2 separate regions of the Homo sapiens genome follow, and region 1 is linked to region 2. A link is a loop called in an ENCODE intact Hi-C map of the cell type or tissue named here. Cell type or tissue: dorsolateral prefrontal cortex. All regions are shown on one strand.

What was found. Peaks named below come from ENCODE experiments on the same cell type or tissue, not always from the same donor. Only the 100,000 strongest peaks of a DNase experiment are listed, where the experiment ranks them.
Region 1: it touches region 2 in a loop (11-fold over the local background); 84 of 110 quality-filtered maps call a loop at or near these places.

What each region holds. Positions count from the first base shown.
Region 1 is chr5:115,245,349-115,247,848 of GRCh38, reverse strand. The region is part of intron 2 of PGGT1B (protein geranylgeranyltransferase type I subunit beta); the gene reads left to right. Among named protein-coding and RNA genes, the nearest start is that of PGGT1B, 16 kb to the left of the region's middle. In dorsolateral prefrontal cortex, CTCF peaks have their summits at 1,088 and 1,288 (motif pointing right); no DNase peak of the experiment used is centred here.
Region 2 is chr5:115,097,099-115,099,598 of GRCh38, reverse strand. No RefSeq gene overlaps it. Among named protein-coding and RNA genes, the nearest start is that of TRIM36, 72 kb to the left of the region's middle. In dorsolateral prefrontal cortex, CTCF peaks have their summits at 1,137 and 1,336 (motif pointing left); no DNase peak of the experiment used is centred here; H3K27ac peaks cover 858 bases.

The sequences.
Region 1 (2,500 bases), 150 kb before region 2:
TTCAGCTGCAATTCTGAATTCTCAATTTGCTATCTTGTTGAGGGAAATATTATTAAGTCTCTAATCTCTGTGAAAGAATATCTCCTGTCTGCCTTTTCTTTAATTGGTGTAGGTCCAATTCTAAAACAAATGTGTGAAATGTGGAAAATAGGTATATTTAAAATTTTTTTTTTAGCTATTGAATGTTTCATTTACCTTGTTTCATTACTTTCTTGACATCCTTAAGGAGTTGTGTAAGGCATGTCTTCTTACTAGGAAATTGTGTTTCTTGAGATTTATGTGGAATTATTTCTCTATCCATAAAATATAAATGTTCATTTTAAAATCAGAAAGTAGCCACATTCCTCACTTGAATTCTGTTTGCTTAGGGCAAAAACTTTTAAAATGAGGATTAGAAAGTTAAGAAGTTAAGAACATGAGCAAATCAGTTTTGAAATATATTTAAGAAGCATAATCATCATTAATAGTATGGTGATATTTTGGCCCAAGAGCTGTCCTTTATTATACCTAAATATAATTTTGAATGCAATTTTATATTTCACAATACAGTTTATTGCTTTTTATGAAAAGCAACTCCCCTGATTAAAATAAACCTCTTTAAACTCTCAAACTTTTATATTCCATAAGTTTATAACCGTTTTTTAAAGAATATCTAAATGTACTATCTTTCAATGCTTGACATATAGTTGGTTTTATGAGCTTAATAGTAAAACACTAAGTTTTAAAGTGACATATGACTCAGTCATCAGGCAAGAGTCAGCTTAATAAATTTTCATGTACAAACGTGCAAATAAATGAATTATTCTTCCTTATAGTTGATAACTATAGATACATTATATTTTCTAATAACACACTTCCTGCATACTTACACATAAACACACACACATATTACATCCATGTACATACTCCCATTTTTGCTGCCTTTCTCATCTACCCAGTTTTCATTTTTCTTCAGTAACCTCAATTTTTATGATATAGTGCTATCTAAAGTACTTATGTTAAACAGCATAAACAAGTTTGACTCTATAGTTCTACAAAAGTATATTTACCAAATCAGTAGTTCTTGATTCTGACTATGTGTCAAACCGGGATTGTTTTTCTTTTTAAATACAATTTTCCAGGCCCTATCCTCATGCTTTTTAACAGGCATGGGAGGGGAGATGCAAGAGGCATCTCTGTTTTTTCAAAATAGGCAATTGATTCTGATGGGCAGCCAGACCACACAAAGAATTTTCAGTTTGTTTTGCAACTGTTAAATAGGAACACTAGATGGTGCTGTTTGATAACCTGGAAAGAAATTTATACTGTACCCAGAGTATGCATTCAGCGATAAATTTACAATGAATTGTGTGTGTATACTTTCTTAATTATCATGAAAAGGTATGCTTACTAGAATTCCAAAGGAAAGCACACAAGAGCAGACAAATATTGACAGAAACCGCAAAAGAGTACCTAATAAATATTTTTAAGTGGTGAATTTTTTTTTTTTTTTTGAAATGGAGTATCATTCTGTCACCCAGGATGGAGTGCAGTGGCGCAATCTTGGCTCACTGCAACCTCCACCTCCCGGGTTCAAGCAATTCTTCTGCCTCAGCCTCCCAAGTAGCTGGGACTAAAGGTGTGCTCCACCACACCCGGCTAATTTTAGTACTTTTAGTAGAGATGGGGTAGAATTCTCCATGTTGGTCAGGCTGGTCTCGAACTCCTGACCTCAGGTGATCCACCCACCTCGGCCTCCCAAAGTGCTAGGATGACAGGCTTGAGCCACCGCGCCCGGCCTAAGTGGTGAAAAATTAAGTGGTGAAAATGTTACCTCCTAATGAGCATCATTTTTTAAAACATTAGGATTTAAGTGTGTGACTGATAACTCAATTTAGTAAATGAGTAATTTTCTTGATTTCTTAGTTACTTCATCATAGCTTTTCATAAGAAACAGGAGAATTCTCTTACTGTAGAATAAAGTATAAACTTTAGAATAAACTTCTTTATCCAGTTTCATAGTCCACAGGTGATTAAGAAGAAGGCAAAAAATACTACATTGTCTTTTCCCTATACTGTGACCGTGGTGCTTAAGATCCAAACACTTTTTTCATGACAGTATACAGTCTTTCTGGAAAAAAAAAGAAAAACATTTTTACTTTAAAAAAGCTTTCCTTGATAAATTGCAACAAAAGCTATTCATTTCTTCCTGTTTCACTTTTGATAAAATACAATTAACTGATTTTGAATGGTTACTGTTTATTAAGCCTTGTTTCACTTTGCTAAGTACAATCTAAACATGTCCTTTAACCTTTACAAGAAGCCTGAAGTATATTACTTGCAATATGTTATTGTTACTAGTTCAAAAATGGAAGAAACTGGCTCAGAGAGGTTGTTACTTGCCTATAGAACTCATTGATAGGAAGAATAGGATCCTGAGTTTGATTCCAAGTGTCCATGCCATAATCTCCTAACCTTATATGGTACTTTTAAGTATTGATATTTCTGCTGCTTTTCAGAA
Region 2 (2,500 bases):
ATTCTTCAAAGTACTTGGAACTACCATTTACTGCTAATGGAATTACCATTAGCAGTTCCATCACTGGGTATATACCCAAAGGAATACAAATCGTTCTACCGTAAAGACACACACACACCTATGTTCATCACAGCACTATTCACAATAGCAAAGACATGGAATCAACCTGAATGCCCATCAATGGTAGACTGGATAAAGAAATTGTGATACATATATGCCATGGAATACTGCACAGCCATAGAAAACAGTAAGATCATGTCCTTTGCAGCAACATGGATGGAGCTGGATGCGATTATTGTAAGTGAATTTAGGAACGGAAAACCAAATACTACATGTTCTCACTTATAAGTGGGAGCTAAACATTGAGTACACATGGACACTAAGAAGGGACAACAGGCACCAGGGCCTACTTGAGGGTGGAGGGTGGGAGGATAGAGGATAAAAAAACTACCACTGGGTCCTGTGCCTACTACCTGAGTGACTAAATAATCTGTGCACCAAATCTCCATGACACACAATTTATCTATATAACAAACCTGCACGTGTACCCCTGAACCTATAATAAAAGTTTTTAGAAAAAGAAAAACAAATGCTCAAAAAATGTTAATTTTGAGAAGTGGACAAATCCCTCTATCATAAACTATGACTTTCCATAAACCTCATAGTTACTCTCCCAAGACAGTTTTCCCAAAGAGCAATCTGACTTTGTTGAGTGGTTTGTTAGGTAACCTGTATATATGCAATTTTAGATATGAGAGAGAGCCTTTAACTCTGGAAAAATATACAGTATTTCCCAAGCATTTGGGTAGTAGAAAGACTGTTTTCATGCTTTTCCCTAATGAAACTTAATTAACAAATTTTCCATCCTCCCTCATTCCCTACCACTGAATTAGTCTATGTCTAATCAAGTCTAGAAATGTCAAGGAAATTACCTCTCCCTTTTTAAATTCAGCATCTGGGTGAAATTAACTCTTGAAAAAAAATAGTTTTGATTTGATGGCTGGTTGATAGGCAATGACAACAGAGGCTATGAGAGTTTTGGGCTCTGCTTACAGAATCATTCACATGGAAAATGACAAGCTGTAACTGCCCAGGTAAAAATCAGAATTCAGCAACTACTGTTGAGAGTTTTCAAAAATAACTGGAGAGCAAGTTTTCCACAGCCCCCAAGTGAATTTCGGATGGCATTTTATTTTATGTCCTCTTTGGATTCTTTAACTGAGAAATCCCCTAGTTAGGAGGAAAAAAGCAACAACAAAAATGTGTTAGGCATGTGCAAGTGGAGAGTAGATTCTAAGTGAGGATATTGCCCCCTAGTGCTGAAATGTAGCCCAACCAGGAGCACCCCCACAAAGCACAGCTGAATATGGTTATGCAAAAGTCTCAAATTATTCATCTGATTTGACTTATTTGTGGATGCTCAAAAGAATTAACATATTAGACAGTGTTAGGCAATCTGCAGCTAACAATAACTCTTGCCCGTTTGAGTACCAGTTGGAAAACTTCCAGGGACTGTGATCTTATGTAAGTATAAGGTAGAGGTGATGACACTTTTAGAAGTAGCAGCTCATTTTGGTGAAGAGTTTTGGTTCATGAAGATTTTCTTTCACATTTGTGGTAAGTGGTTAATAATTTTACTGTTTGAATCTTGCCAATAGGATTTACAGCCAGTTGTCTTTCATGAAAGATAAGCTTGTTATACTTTTTATATAACTTGTATTAAGTATTGCTAGTATTAAATTCTGTATACAACGTCAGGATATTGAATTCAGTTTTTTAAATTTGGCCAACATGTGAGTTTGTCTTAGGTATCAGGCAAATGGCTTATTTGGGTTTTGTTGTCAGGGAGAGAAAGTTAAAATGGCTTCTTCATCTCACAACCTGTGTTGGTCAGGGGCCAACCAGGAGACAAAAACCACACAGTAATTTGAAAAGGAAAAGCTAAAGTATTAACTATGACCAAGGATTCGAATAACAGGGAATTGGCTGGTAAGAAGTAAAGAGAATGTTAAAGAATACAGAAATAGCAGTTACAGGGAATAGCCACTGTCCCTGGCACTGACAGAGAGCACCAACAAAGGTGCAAATTTCAAAAAAACATCCCCAAACCCCACCACCTCTACCGCCTGTCAGGTCTCCTGGCTGAGATCCAGACCTCAATGGAGAGGGTATGGGTGTGGCCATGGTGCTAAGATGCCAGGATGGTGACACTCCTTAGAAATGCTAAGGGAGGCTGGGTGCTGTGTCTCATGCCTGTAATCCCAGCACTTTCTGAGGCCAAGGTGGGTGGACCACTTGAGGTCAGGAGTTCAAGACTAGCCTGGCCAAAATGGCAAAACCTTGTCTCTACTAAAAGTACAAAAATTAGGCCGGGCACAGTGGCTCATGCCTGTAATCCCAGCACTTTGGGAGGCCAAGACAGGTGGATCATGAGGTCAGGAGTTCGAGACCAGCCTGACCAACATGGTGAAACCCCGTCTCTACTAAAAAAATACAAAAA